2 separate regions of the Mus musculus genome follow, and region 2 is linked to region 1. The links are chromatin contacts, found by Hi-C or POLR2A ChIA-PET in ENCODE. All regions are on one chromosome and are shown on one strand. Each heading gives the region's core, a stretch centred on a gene start or an enhancer-like site at or near the end of the contact. The rest is flanking DNA. Distances are from core to core; before and after follow the strand shown.

Region 1 (7,920 bases), core at 1,872-4,371:
ACTAGGGGAGACGCGCGCGGCACGCGCGCGCGCACACACACACACACACACACACACACACACACACACACACACTCCTTCACAAGAGTACTTTCTGGAAGACAGTATCAGAAATGGAGGCTGGGGAAAGCACCGCGTCTTTGTTTTACAACAGTTTCACCAGTGGGGATCAGAAGCCAGACTGTTGGAAGGTCATGAGCTTCTAATGGTTCTGCTGATAAAAATCAGTGTCCCGTGACTAAAGGACCCCCCAGGGGACTTAAAGGGTTCATCAAAAAAGGTTCCCACTTCCGACCTTTGCCCACATCCTTTAAGCTGAAGTGCTGGTTTTCCTTTGTGTATGCAATGATTTTATGGACGAGGGATAGGAATGCTATAGAAGCTTCAAGCAATGTTTATTGAATGGAAGGGAGGGGGGATGACAAATTTGAAATCCTTAATGTGGTGTCGAAGAACAGTTCCACAACGCCCCATTAGAGTCTTTGAGGGCCCGATGGGTGGCGAAGGGCTGTTGGTGGGCTGCCCTTAAACCCGAGGTGGCCCTGACCCTGCTTGTCCTTAAAAGGCTCCAGTCTTAGAAAGACACTAAGAGCTCAGCCTTGGTAGCTCTGTCTCAAGCATGCCCTTACAGCAGTGACCAACGCTACACTAGGCAACCACAGACGTGGCAGAGCAGCACCTACTTTGCCCATGATGGGCAGTCACCATGGCTATAGCAAGAGGGACCCCTGGGAATGCCTGGATTCAGGTCTTTATCAATTGTCTACAGCTGCAGAGCGAAGGAGATGTCCCAAGTCCTCAGGGTCTCCAGGGGGAGTGGCTGGTGGCATACTGGCTGCAGGTGTTGAAAACTTCCGACTAGCCAGAAGAGAGGGGCCCGCTGTTCTGATCCTCCCAAGCTGACTCTGTGATTCTGACTACGGAAAATAATGACCCCAAGTAAAAAGAGCTGGTGTTAAAGCAAGATGAATGATGGCAGTATATACCAACAGCAGAGGCAACCTGGTGCTACAGGAAGACTCAAACCCAGCCAGGCCCTCTCATGACGGTCTGTTTATAGAGATCTTGGCCCAAACTGACTCTGGTTCTAAGGAGTCTACAGACTGGTGGGAGACCTGGGCTTAGAAGCCTGGCAGGCTGGGACTAACCGGTTACATGACCATGGATGCAGGACAGATGGGATGAGGCCGAGTAATGAGTATTGGCTATGTAAGAAATAGGACCGTGGGAGGTTCAAGGAAGAAGGGAAATGCAACATGTCTCAGGGAAGCACCCACTAAACATTTATCATCTCACTAACTCGTCTGCAGCATTCATGTGAGAAGGGGAACTTAGTTTATACATACCTAAAAATACCATTTAAATGAGATTTTTCACAAATAGGGTCTAATACAAAACCTGAATGAAGGTGTGGATGCCTGGATTCCAGCCCCTTTCTCTGGTGGCATATTTGCCCTGTTTTATTGGGCAGGTCGGTTTGCATTTCTGATCCTAATTTCCTGGTGTTAATGAAGACTCAGGGCCAGCCCTCCAGAATTTCTACAGTCTAAACAACAGAACAATCACTGCACTTTGAAAACAACAAACAAAAGAAAACACCCAGAATAAAGAAAGCATTTCTAGGAAGTCTCTGCCTAGACAGCCAAGAAGAAGAAAGGGGGAGGTGTGGGGAGGCGGTAGGGGTGATAACAGTGGTGGGCAGCTAGGACAACCCGGCTCTTTCCTGACCTGAAGTAGGCAGGACTGAAGAAGACCCGTATGCTAACCCTGAGACAGGCTGGGTAGAGAGCAACTGGGCAGTGCAATGGCTGGAATTGTGACTAGGGCAAGCCTTCACCCACTCAGAGGCTCCAGCTCCCTCCACCACCAGGGCTCCATACTCCCTCACCCCGCCCCCAACTGTGGACTAAAAGGAGCCCACCCCCGGAGGCCAAATTTTGAATTTGGTCGTGAGGATCAAAATGATAAATCTTTCCAAAACGCTGACATAAGAAAAGTAAATATTTGGTTGCACAATTGGGGTTAAAACGAGGGTCAATCCACCCCACTCTCCAAGAGCCTCTCCGCTAGCTGCCAACCCCAGGATCCGAGGCTGAGTGCGGTTTGTAAGATTATAGCGCTAGGTCTCATTTAAAGGGCTGTCAGCATTTCCATTCTCCGGCCCGTTTGGGGAGGCATTTATAACCCGGCCATAAAAAATTCACCCGGGCTGCAACTTGGCATCCCCAATGCTGCACTCCAGGCAGGGAGGGTGTTGAGAGCACCCACTCAGAATCCGTCCGGTTTTTCAGAAGTTAAGACCTCTTTCGTACACACTCAACTTTCCTAGCAAGGACAGCCACACAGCAGCTGGCCCATTCTGATCTCCAGGAGGGTCGCAGGTTTTTTTTTTGGGGGGGGGGCGAGGGGGTCCGGGAAGGAGGCTCTCAGGTCTCTGCGATCGAAACTCCCCATCTCCGTCTAGCTTGCTACCTCGCCTCTCCCTCTTTAAGAAGCAAGGGGTAATGGACCCCTCATACCCAACCCCAAACCTTGAGACCACCACGCTCTCTGACACCCCCCCACTCCTCCGCGCTAGCCTTCTGCTAGCTTTATTCTCCCGATCTGTCAGCGGATAAGCCCCCGGTGCCCTCAACCAGGGAGGCACTACGCGGTCCCATCGCGGGGGCAACTCGTACACTTCTCTCCACACCTGCCCAAAGCCACGCCACCCCCAACTTATTGAGCGTGTCTGACAGCAGGGGTAGGGGAGTAGGGATCGTCCCCCATGCACCGGAGAGGAAAGAAGGACCTGCGCCCTGAGGGCGACTCTGTAGGAGCCAGCCGGGTGGGTGGCCTGAGCGGGCGGGCGGGGTGGGTACTCACAGGCGCTCTGCGTTGCGGGGGATGCCCCGAGGAACGGCGCGCAGGCCCAGCCCGTGGCAGTCCACGCTAGCGGCGGAGCAGGTACACTTGGTGGGGCAGGCGGCAGCAGGGGGTCCGCTCAGGATGCTCGCAAGCGCCAAGCCCAGCGCCAGGCGGGCGCGCACAGCGGCGCCGGCCCCGGTCCGGCCGAGGGCCATGGTGCACAAGCGCCCGCACCCAGAGGAGGATGCCTGGCGAGGCGGGACACGAGGAGCCCGAGGAGGCGCGCGGGCGGCCTGGGGGGCGGGCGGCGGAGTTAGCGCGGAGGAGGGGCGGGCGCGGCGCTCAGGCGCACGGGGTGCGGGCGGAGCGGGGCGCGCCGGGCGGCGGCGGCAGCAGCTCCATCCGTGGGGCTGGCGCTGCCCCGCTGCGCATCACTCACGGTGCCCAGGTACCGAGCGCCCTCGGGTCCCTCTGGGTCGCCGGTAGAGGTGAGGGCTCTGTCTGGGTCCTGGACTGAGCGCCAGGGAGCACCGTGCCCCGGGAAGTCCGGCTCAGGGCTGGGCTGCGGAGCACAGAGGCGGCTGGGGCACGGAGTGGTCCGGAGAGCTAGCCGGCGCTCGCTTTCTCCATTCACTGAGCAGGGTAGACACCGGAGACGCGGGGCCCGGCCCCTCCCGCCCCCCTCCCAAAACACCAGCTCCGCCTCCCATTGGCTGCGCTGAGCGTCACGTCGACTAAGTTGGGAACTTTGCTGGAGCAACCAAGAGCCTGTAGGGAGGAGGCAGCAGGGGAGCTAGAGAGACCCAACTGGGAAGGAAAGGGACTTGGCCAGCCCGGGCCGCCAGGAAAGAAACATTGAAATTCATTTATTCTTGGGAGCCAAGAACTGATAAACCTCGTGGCTTCATTTTTTTTTTTTAATTCAGTCACCGAGCTGGATACAGAATACCCACATGGGAGCATCAGAAACTAGGCTTCATGTTTTAGGTGAAAGAGTCAAAGTTGGACTAAGTGAAATGATTATCCGAGACCATACAGCTACTAGGCATTCTGTACCCTGACACATTTATCCGTGGAAACTTTGCCCCTACCCTAATTAGTGTTCACAGCTAAGGCCAACAACTATTTCCTAGAGGACTTACAGATTAGAGAACACTACACAGACACACAGTCACAGTCAGTCAGTCAGTCAGTCAGTCAGTCTGTCTGTCTATCTCTCTGTCTCTCTCTCTCTCTGTAGTAAATGTAAGAACTTGGACCCCGGTATTGACACCATCACTTCATCTGCTTCCTGTCTAGGGGACTAAGGGGCAATCATGTCACCTGCGGACCTTTATTTCCTTATTTCAAGGTGCCACCGTTCTGACAGACTTCCCTTGCACATCAAAGAAAAGAACGTGATTTTATAAAATAGTGCAGTAGCATGCAAGGGACCTATTCCCCATCCCCCTCCTCCCCAGCCTTGCCTTCATTCTGCCAGTGCCTGCTCTAAATTGGCTGGTCTGAGCTTTTCCAGATGCCGGTGGGGAAGGGCCATGTTACAGGCTCCATACATACTTGTAGGAATGATGTTGTTTGTTTGTTTGAAGGGAAGGGGCAGGAACTGGAGGAAATATTGCCCAGACTTCCTTGAGATCCTCTTGTACTGGAAAGGTCTGAAATAGCCTTGGTTTTACACACACACACACACACACACACACACACACACACACACACACTACACCCCCCCACACCCCTATACTCTTAACTATAAAACACATGCACTTTCACACACAAAAAATATGCAGTCACATACAGAGAAGAACATGTATGTTCACATACCACTAACCACTATGCGCCTGAGAACTCTCTTTTCCCTCATATGAATGCTACTCAGATTCTTCTATTTTCCTTAAAGGAAACTTTTAGCTACTTGACTACACACTGTAAATATATAGCTGAGGTGCAAATTTTATTTTATTATAGCTAGCATATTTTCAGAGACTTAGCTCTAAGGACTCAATTGCCCCCCAGCTCCCCCCCCCCACCCCCACACACTTATACCCCAACCCCAGCACACACGTGAGATTCAGTTCTCTGCTGTTATTCTTGGGAACTGTTTCTGCCCAGCTGCTGCCGCCATCGCCCTCTGGTGGCCAGAAAAGAGCTAGGCTCTGCTTCCGATGGTGACTTCAGCATTAAAGAACTCCAAACATGCCTTTGCCTCAGTCCTCCAAAGCTTTCCTACAAACCTTGAACCAATTTAGTACCAGGGCTGAGGCAGATGAGAGAGGACCGGGCAAGGTCCCAAGGGCACAAAAGCATCTCAGACTGTCTGGAACAGCAAAGAGCGGGGTTGTCTTTGTTTGCTGAAATGCATGCATACTAAAAGCATGCTCTGCAGCCCTGCAGCCTGGACCTGGGTGGGTTCTCTGAGCACAGTGGTAAGCCTCTGTGTTTCTATTTAAGCTGCATGGGAGTTTGAGAGCCTACTGGATCTTTAAATGACTTCTCGGGCATTGAAATATGCTACTTCCTCAGAGAAGGCCCCTAAAACAGACCACAGATCATGGGAGTTCTTCAGAATCAGTCATCTTTAAGTACTGGGCAAGTGAAATAGACATGCGTACACAGACGAGCAGGGTGCACAGAGACCTGCATTTCTTGGGCAGAGACACCCTTAGAAATCACCTAATCTGGGTGTTTTACATCCACTGTCTTCTGGCAATGGCTGGGTCTAACATGTGTCTTCTTAGGGGACAGGGTTTCCCCAGCAACGACTAGGGTGTTCTTTACTCTGCCCCTTCTTGGAGATTCGCTGCAGGTTTGCTGACTTTAGTTTTCCAGTTAACTCCTTCTGGTGCTCACAAAAAGCTTTCCTGGAATGTAAGCTCAGAATCTCAAATACAAAACGCACCTCTTGTCTCTTCCTAAGGAGAAAAGAGAATCAGAGAGGTAGGCTTCCGTGCAAAGTTACCCAGCTAATTAGTGAGAGGTTGTGGAGCAGGGCCCATGGTTGCATTTCAGCCTCTGCCTACCTCTGAGGCATCTTCACAATGTGTCAGTCTCCTCGCGAAAGAATTCGCCAGCCTCGCTGCTGAAGTCTGGGTAAGTCATTAGGGGTCAAGCTGTTGGGTAGAATTTTCTATGCCCATATGCCAAAGATAACTTTTCATTCTGTGGAACGATTTTCGGTGTTCTGCAAACGCCTCCTTAGCCAACTTTTTAAAAAAAAATTCCCTTTTCTTTTCCAGTCTTTAAAACCAAACATCCACCTATCCCCTGAAGAAAACCCACTTTAGGCCTCTCCTTCGCCTCTTCTGTCTCTCTACTGGACCACCACAGTCAGATGACATTTTTTTCTGGTTGCAAGCAATATATAATAACAGTAGCTTGTGGGGATCATGAAAACACTATGCTCGATTAAAGCCTTGGGTAGCACAAAAGAAATCTAAGAAGAAAAGAGAAAAGGGTTTCAAGGACTAGCTCCAAGGTAAGAGGTCATAAACATGTTTCCAAATTCCCAGTAAGGCTCCAATTGTGGACTGGTTTGGACTGGTTATGTAATCACTCTTCTCACCAGAAAAGACAAGAAGCAATGGGTACCATTTCTGTATAAACTCCACTTGGTTGGCAGGGAGGAAGGAGCTCTTCTGTCAAAGGCGACACAGTGAGGTTGTTAGCCGGAAGGTGTCAGGGATGTGAGAAGGCAGTAGGCCTACAAGTGTCTCCTCTGGACAGCTACTCAGTTCCCACTCCTGTCTGGTCCTCTTGCAGCTGGCCCCGCCTAGTCTGTAGTCCTCCAACAGGAACATGGACTCTAGGTTCAGGTATAACTGTTGATCTCTTTGGCTCCCACATATATTACTTTGTTGTTTTACTTCACTGTTTAATTGTTTTGGCTTTGCCAAGCCATCTTTGGTCCTGAAGATCCAAGAGTGTTTCTAAGATGCAGGTCTGAAATGCGATCTGCTCTCCCAGCAAATATGTCAGCTCTTTCATGCATGCTAGCTGCTGTCTTTGTCTCAGTCTCCCTCCCTCCCTCCCTGCCTCCCTCCCTCCCTCCCTCTCTCACTCTCTGTGTGTTTCTCTCTCCCCCTCTCTGTCTCTGTCCTTCTCTCCCTCTCTGTCTCTATGTCTCTGTGCCTCTGTTTCTGTCCCTCTCTGTCTCTCTCTGTGTCTCTGTCTCTGTCTCTCTATCTCTTTCTCTCTCCCCCACCCCCACCCCTCAGGCCCACTCAGCACTTCCCCCAAGAACATCCTTTTCTGATCTTCTGTCTTCTATCTCTGGCCCAGATTCAGCTTGTCTATCAGTTCCTCCAGGAACCATTGATGGTCCACACTCTTAGATTCTCCAGGACAGTGACCCTGCCTCATCCATTGCTCCCAACATCTTTTTTAAGTGCCATGCATATGAAGAGATATGCGGAATTAACTTGCAAATGCTCAGTGCCTACAGGTGTAAGGAAACCTTTGAAGACTGCTGAATGAGTGATTGTGTCAACAGTCTTCCCAATTAGCAGGCTTATTTGGCATCCTGTGACAGGTTTACTTATTGGGACCCAACATTGCTCAGTCTTTCAGGGGAAAGTGGGAGGCTCCATCCTTTCTTGCAGAACATATCCATCCCCCTGGCCTTTTATTCGGGTGTATTTACTTCTATTCACTGAGACTAATCACTTGTGATGGTCTGATGGATTCCCTAGATCCATCCTCTGCCCTCTGTCAGAGGTAGTTATATCCCTAGGAAGCAGACCCTATCACCTGCACTTCCTTGGGTTTGGCCACATGCAGAGCTTGCTAAAAGGGTTTAGGCCTTCTTCCACAAGAGCCTGAGTCTGGCCTTGTTCCTGCCTTCTCCTTCTAATGGGGGAAGTTTGTGTCCAGCATCCTTCTTCTTCATCTCTCTATCTCCTTGGCAACTGCTCTCATCCTCTATCTCCTATAGGAGGTAGGTGTTAGAAATGGCTTTCGATCATTACTAATCCTTGGGAGCTTCCCATCTGTGGCTGATGCCTGAATCCTGCCTCCCCTTTCCCTCAGTGCATCCGCTGACTTGGGGCTGCTGCTGTGCTCCTTCATGCTGGGTTACCC
Region 2 (7,920 bases), core at 2,936-5,435, 220 kb before region 1:
TCCAGGGGAGCCAGGTTCAATTCCCAACACCAACACTGGGCAGCTCACAACCACCTGTAACTCTAGCTCCAAGAGACCTAATGGCCTTTTCTGGTACACATGGACCATGGACACATGAGGTGCATATACACTCAGGCACACATACATGCACATTAAATCAATCAATCAATCAATCAATCAATCAATCTTTGTAAAAGGTGAGTGTGTGTGTGTGTGCATACCTATGAGTTCTCATTAAGAAATCAACAGTCTTCAGCCCAGAGCAGACCCTTACCACACACAGCCTGACCATGATAACCTGTCTAGCCCCGTGGAGAGAGCTCTCAATGTCTCTGCCCAGTGGTGTTGCTTCCATCCCCACTTCCTTGGAGGTGATGAGCTACAGTCACCAGATGAGTAAGATTTCTCAGGATCTCCAGAGCACTGTGTAATTTCTCTCCCTGACCTCATGTCTGTCACATCACATGACACGACCTTAGTTCCGGCTCCTCCCCGAGAGTCCCGCTTGAGGCTTGTCAGGAGCTCAGGGATCTGCAAAGAGGAGCTGTGGACCATAAGCTGAATGCCTTTCAGCTTATGTGTGAGGCACTGCTCACTCTGGGTTCCAGTTCACTCTGAGCCAGATTAGAGAGATGAATGACTATCCGAGCATCTCTGAGGGAAAACACACCAATATCCTTCCCGGCTTATACTAAGTGGGAACTACAGTGGCACCCAACTGCTGGGAGTCAGAGACACCAGGACTCAAGTCACTTTCCAAGCAACTCGCACCTCTCATTGGCCTGGTTTTCTCATGTGCCTCGTGGGGCCGCTGTGGGGTTCGATGAGTCCATCTCCTAGCCTAGTTCAAGGAATAATACTCAGTAGATGTAAGTCACTTTTATTTTCCCATAAAGGTTCCTTGCTGGCTCACTAAGGGCTGAGAACGCTACTTTACAATGATGGCAACGGAACCTCCCCCGGCAGTTTGGTTCACTGTTCCACGAATGGAAAGCGCTGGATGGATTTATCCCATGTTCTAGAAGATGCTCAGGGTCAACCTGGAACTTGAGCTGGGACACGGGTGTTCTCAAATTTTGGATCTGTATTCATCCTGCATAATTTTCCTTTAGTCAGAACAATACATGCCACTGACCTTACAGAGGCTCATCCACCCACAGCCTCAACTCCATGGTCCACCATATAATAGCTGTGGTTGTAGTCACAGCCTGTCAGCTGCACCCACTGGGGCTCAGTGGAGACGCCCTTTTTGCAGTATCAGTTAGGTCTTCCATTCTGTCTCTGTCTGACCCTCTTACAGAGTTCAACCCAGTCCCCACACAAGATGGCTCTGCTGCTGTCCACAAACCTTATACACAGGATCCATCTGTGTTTGGCCAGGAAGACTGTGAAATAACATCAGTGGGATGTTCCCAGCCTTAACTGGGAAAATGCTAGATAGATTGCCATTAATCTAAGTTCACAATATACCCCTGAAGAAATATCCCTCACAGTGGGAGAAAGACAAGCACCATGATGAATGAATGATTCCCTGCCCCGCCATGCTCTCTGGACAGAAAGACACCCAGGCACAAGACGCCCTGCCTTGAGCACAGTCTGAATCCATGTCATGCTAGAAGAATTCCATGCAGTTAGTTTGACACAAAGGCCTGTGTGTGTGTGTGTGTGTGTGTGTGTGTGTGTGTAAACTTGCTCAGGAGGAAACCTTTCCTAACTAGAATTGTGTTTTACAGTACACTTATTGCTCCGTTTTGGTATATTTCTTGTCCTTTCCCAAACTCAAGTATAAAACCTGCACAAATTCATGCTTCAATGACTGAAAATACCCACAGGCAAGAGTGTGGTCATGCTAAATGCCAGACAGGGGCTACTACAAGCTGTACACACCAGACTCTAACTGGCCACACCAGAGCAGGTCCTTAAGTAATTACCTCTGCATCCTCCAGGGTCATATGAGTCTGACCATCCTTTACAGAATTCCTCTTCTGCCTTGCTTTAGATCCATTCCAGAAAGGAGGGAATGTGAATTCCTACACGGAGCAGACAGCATCTTTTTGTAATCTCTCCCTCACCCGCCATCTTTAGTCTTTAATCCCTCTCCTGTCCTGATTCCCTTCTGGAATGGAAAGGATAGGGACAATTTTCTCAGAATCCAGGCTCTCGAACACTGCGACATTCCAAAAGTTTCTTGGATACTTTACTCTGTCTTTATACCCTATTAGGGACTCTTTGCTCCAGGATCCATTCCACCTAAGACTGTTTTTAACTTCCTCCTCTGTGTGCATGGGATGCAGGGAGATCGTAGTGAAAGTTTTATATGTGCAATGTGAACACCATAAATCAGGGCCCTGGCAGTATTTAAATCTGTGAAATGCAAAGGGAATTTAAATAACAAGTCAGCCACACAGGCAGGTGGCCCCGAAGCTCTGGAATGTGCATCTCACGCTAACAGCTCGCACGTTTATATTAAGGTACTAGAAGCAGCCAGCAGAAGGAGAAGAAGGTGTTAACAATGACTGCAAATATTTCCTTAAGGATACATTTCCTCTATTTCCTCCAAACATAAATCCTGACAGCATGAATTCTGGATTTATTCACAGAGAAGACTGCTTTTAATTTATTGGATGATATGAAAAAGCCATTCTCTAATCTATACTGGGATAGCATATTGGTTAAGGAGATGTACTTAGCAGAGTAAATTACTTTTGTAAAGGAAAAGCTTAAACTACAAAACCAGCCCATTGCTAATGCACACCTTCCATTGGGCTTGGTGTCAAAAATGGCATTCTGTTACTGTCTTTTCCTAAGAAGATACATCTTCTTACATTGTTACAGGTCGTACTCAGCTCTTGGGACACACCTTCTTTGACTCCCTGGAAGGACACTTATTGAAGTGGGAGGGAGATTAGGGGAAAGAACTTTTTGCCAGTTCTTGGCTCTGGGAAACTGTATCTTGACTCTCTGGATGGCTGGAATGGAAACTCACTTTCTGCACTTTAATCCAATCACAGCAATCATGGTCCCATTGGTGAATGCCCAGTATGTGGCGGGCCTTATAGCATGTGAATATTTTCTGATATGTGATCTCATCTGCTACTTGCAAAGAGTCAGCATTTGGATTTTTCTCTTTATAACAGATACAACAGAGGCAGGGGGGCCGGAGGAGGGTGGGGTGGGTAAGCACTCTGACTCTGGTCACAGAGTTGGAAAGAGACAGAGGCAAAGTTGACCGACATCTTGCGGGGTTTCATAGATATTGATTCAACAGTTGGCCAGAGCTTAGTGTTCCTGTTCCTCGTGCCTGCCTGCTGCTACATCAGCTCGACCCATGTCCTCTCTCTAATCTATTGTCCCGGGAGATGGAACTTCTTTCAGTATCAAATCCAGTCTAGGCACGGCAGCCGGGTTCTAGGGATATTCCTGTGATAGGTTGGACATTGTGCATAGATTTCCATACTACCATAGCTTTACGGCAGGGCAGCTCTCCTCCCTCCTTGTTTTAACAGAAGGGAAACTGAGAGCTTTTCGGGCTCTTCTCCAGCACTTAGTAAGCTGTTTGCTTGGCTGGACACTATGAATTTTTATCACCCATGGTTACTACTTCACTTTATCTTTCACACTTTTGCTTTTAGAGAGGTGTGAGAAATATTAATATGGCCCTTAAAGAAACAGAATTCAGAGGAGAGAGGTTCACTTCTTAAGCGGCCCTATATAATAATACCGACAGAAAGATTCAGTCAGCTTTCAGCCTGCGGACACCACCCACAATGCTCAGAGAATTAATTCCACAGAATTGAAAATGCTCATAAGACTCTTCCACACCTGCCCCAAATATGTTCTACCCAAGGTGTTAGGATCAAAATGACAGAAGCAGCATCCCCTACCCAATGGATACCATCACACTGAGCAGGGCCCAAAGTTCCAGGCATTCTTATGGCCTATTTCCCCCTTTTGCCCCTCTTGAGTAGCCTGTCTGTTATATCCTGGTGTTCCCAGAGGCTCTAAGCCAGTGACTCTTGAGAATACTTTTGAGTCAACAAGTCACCAAAACCATCATCCTCTTTTAGATTTGACCTTTTCCATGACCTTGCACTCAGCCACATCAGGCACACCCTGCTTACTGCTAGGGAGTGTAGAGGACAAGCTGGCTTGGCCAGGACATCCTTGGTTCCTGGGAACGGAACAGTTCTCTTTCCATGGCTCTGAGCCAGTGTGAAGGTGAAAAGTGTCAACCGCCCAAGAGCTTCACAGGAGCTCACAGATCTCTTTCTAAAACGACATGTATCTCTTTCCCTTTGTCACTTCCGGGGGACGGGGGAGGGGGAGGGCGGAGAGAAAGAGAGAGACAGAGATACATAGAACACACAGAAAGACAGAGACAGAGAGACAGAGACATAGAGAGACACAAAGGGAAGACTCCTATGAAGAGAGAGAGAGACAGAGACACACAGAGAGAAACATAGAGACAGAGAGACAGAGGCAAAGACAGAGAGACAGACATACACAGAAAGGTAGAGAGACACACAGACAAGAGAGATAGAGAGACACAGGCATAGAAGAGACACACAGAGAGAGACAGAGAGAGACAGAGAGACAGAGAAACAGAGAGAGAGACTGTGACAGAGACAGGAGACACACAGAGAGATACAACGACAAAAGCAATAGAGACAAAGGACAGGAGTCAGAGAGAGATTGCTGGAGACAGAGAGGGTCACAAACAGAAATGAAATACATAGACACGGGGAAGCAGAGACATGAGACAGATACGAGAGACACATAAAGAGAACACACCACACACACACACACACACACACACACACACACACACACACATACATTCAGTAGTTACATCAAAGGAAAGGCAACTAGAAAGTAACATGTTTGAGCAGAGAATGGTCCCTGTTAACTTCTGGAGCCTCTTAGTGGTAAGCTCAGCAGCTTTCGATGTCTGCTGCCTTTGTGTGGGATAAGTGTCTTTCTCCATTGGCCAGGTGGGGAAACAGAGGCTCACAGAGGAAAAGCAGCCTAGCTAAAGCTCACAAAGCTACAAACCTGGTCTAACTACAGAACAGTGAATAAAACCCAGGTTCGCCATGACATTTACTGCGTGGCTTTGTCTAGAGTTGGCTGCACGCATCTGGAGAGTCTTCAAGGTTGATTCTTCAATCCTGAACCCAGAGTTGATCTTTGCTTCCCTTTAGCATGAAGTGATGATATAGGCAGCCAGGGGAAGATTTGCTTTTTAGTGAAGTAGAACTGAATCCTTCAAAAGATACATGATCCCAAAGTTAGCATCCCAAGGTGGGTGAAGTACAAAAAGAGGCAGTTTCCAAAATAAGAAATTCAAAATTAAAACAGCTAACAACCACCATTCTTGAAACCTACAAAGAAAAAAAAAACCACTTAAAAATAATAGTTCGGTATGCTTAAAAACACATGTAGAAGTAACCACTCCTTATATAGTCTAAACTGCTCACATGTTCAGCCTCTTTAGAAGACAATGTGCCAGGGCCTACCACTGATAATCTCTACAGCCTCTGACAAGTATCTCAAGTGTTCACCCAAGGAAATAATTATGGTTTGTTTTTTTAATGAATTGATAAGTTGCCAATAATAATATAAGCTTTAACGTCATCCAAATGTTCAACAAAAGACAGAAATTAATAAATTATGGTTACATTTATGTAATGGCATCCTTGGCAGATCTCAAAAGGCATTTTGTAGAAGATGATTTAATGGCGTGGGAAAGCACCCGTGATATATCGCTATGACAACAACGTGCCATTTGTGAAGAGAATAACAGATTAAAATCCATGCCTAAAAAAAGACAGAATAAATAAGCAGAGTCAACATGAATAGTAATTATGCATGTTGCATCCTTTCTTTGTGGCATATCTTCATAAAGATGTCCATCCTCTTCTTTATCCTTTCAGCAAATGTGCATGTGAAGGTCGACGAAACACAGTGTATCCAGACAGACAGAGGATAGCTAGGCAGCTAGGATAAAGAACAGAGCCGACCAGCAGCCGGGGAGGCAGCCACAAAGTGCTTGATGTGCAAGCGTGAGGACCAGAGTTCCATCCCTTCTGTGCTTGTTAAAAAGCCAGGTGTGGCTGTGCATAACTTATAATCCCAGTACTGGAGAGGCATAGACAGGAGGATTCTTGTGGCTGGTTAGTCCCAGTCTAGTCAGCAAGTCCCAGACCAGTGAGAGACTCTGTCTCAACAAATCAAGGTGAGAACTGACACCTTCAACTGACCTCTGCTTTCTGCTCCTGTGTGCAGCCATACACAGATCACAAACACGCACACATGAACATGAGAATGAAAAAGCAGATTATCACCTCATAAGGGCAATGGGCCTCTGGGAAATTGATCCACCTCTAAATCCTCTAAAAACATCTCAGGAGGCAGAAAGAAGGTCACAGGTTCTACTTCAGTCCAGCGAACCGTGACACTGTAGCCTTCCTGCCAGCCGGCTGCAGGCTCACCGACAGGCATCCAGGTATTTGAGCTTTTCCCAACCAGTGACATAAGTACGCTTCCGGATATATTCCAATAGGTCTAAGTTTTCTAGGAACCTCAAACTTCAGAGAAAAGGAAGTGGGCTGTGTTGTAATTAGCACCGTACAATCACACAGTCCTGGCGCTGAGGGTCTGCACTTCTGCACCTGCGGGCTTCCCAGCCTTGGACTCTCACCAGCAGCTCTGAAGTGCAACCAACGAAAGAGAGCACGCTCAGGCCAGTTGCTGCCAGCACTCGGGGCATCATACCGAGCAAGAACACTTGAGGAAAATTATTTAGCTATGATCATTATTGGCTGCTTTTAATCACAATAATGAACTAATGCAGCAGTACTTATGCTTGGGCAAGTCAAAGAGTATCCATTAAAAATCTAATTAAAAGCCAGTCCTTAAGAAGAACCGTGGCTTATTTATCTCTCTATTAGGTAATAGAAACCACTGAACGGTACAGCTTGGAAATTTTCCACTAGTCACGCTGGTAAGCAGTATTCCCTTTTCGGTTGTAAAAGTACAATAAATCCTGCTTTAAGGGAACTCCTGCTAGGCTTCAAGAAGAGAGACGAGAAAAGGAAGAAGAAGGGGAGAGAGAAAGAAGAAATGTTAAGAATAACATTTCTATCCTGCCATTTTCAACAAAACAAAATAACCCAACAACCCAGGTATATATTTCTATAAGAAAAAAAAAAACCTTACAGACAACAATCTGTTAATAGTCAAATGAGATGCTTTCGTGTGACAATGAGAGTGACTGGTGGTGGGCAGTGTGGATAAGGAATAGCCCACGAAGGGCCCCAGATAGCTGTGCTAGGAGGTTCCCAGTCCCCATGGCGCAGAGCCAGCGGGGTGAGGAACAACCTTGCAGATGCCGTCAATCCCCATCTGGTCTAGGCTGGAGCAATGACGATGTGCCAAGTTGAGCACTGGTCCTGCAGAGAGAGAGCCACCAGGCAGGATGTCCAGGAACTCAGCCCTGTGCAGGGTGATCCTCGAAGGAGTGTGTGTCTGAGGCTCTGGAGCCTGGAAGGTGGCTGACTTCTGCTGGATGCCCATGAACAAGCGTGTCTTCTGTGCTGTTATGTTGTTGTTGGTAAAGAAGACAGTACAGAGCTATCAGGCTACATGACCCCACCTGAGAGTTACAAGAGGTTTGGTATCAGAAAAGAAGCAGAAGTAGTGAAGAGGAAGAGAGACATCGGCAGAAATAAATATGAAAAAAAAAAACTGTAGTATAGTGACTACATACACAGGATGATAAAAAATAAATAAATAAATAAAAATCAGCCAGAATGGGAACTAGACCAGACCACAGAAGCATGTGTGCCCTTCTGAATTTGAAGTGGTGGGGACCCATGAGGAAGACTACAGGCAGGGTCAGGCCAAGATCAGAAGGAGATT

Evidence for each region. Hi-C counts contacts between places; a loop is a spot of excess contacts on that map. ChIA-PET counts read pairs that join two places held with the same protein, here RNA polymerase II (POLR2A).
Region 2: a loop to region 1 is called in a map of left cerebral cortex, with 3 times the contacts of the local background. The contact joins the enhancer-like site here to the promoter of Slit3 in region 1. A Hi-C loop is called at or near these places in 1 of 37 maps with a recorded cell type or tissue (left cerebral cortex). POLR2A ChIA-PET finds 5 or more read pairs at or near these places in 1 of 5 experiments (embryonic stem cell).

The regions. Positions count from the first base shown.
Region 1 is chr11:35,116,657-35,124,576 of GRCm38, reverse strand. It overlaps Slit3 (slit guidance ligand 3), which reads right to left and starts at 3,121. Exons shown (of 36, transcript NM_011412.3): 1 at 2,866-3,121. The coding sequence starts at 3,062.
Region 2 is chr11:35,337,181-35,345,100 of GRCm38, reverse strand. All of the region lies in intron 4 of Slit3 (slit guidance ligand 3), which reads right to left. Among named protein-coding and RNA genes, the nearest start is that of Gm46277, 53 kb to the right of the region's middle. Within about 2 kb of position 4,185, at least 1 of the 3 ENCODE cell types and tissues checked has a DNase peak (open chromatin) inside an H3K27ac peak, as active enhancers do.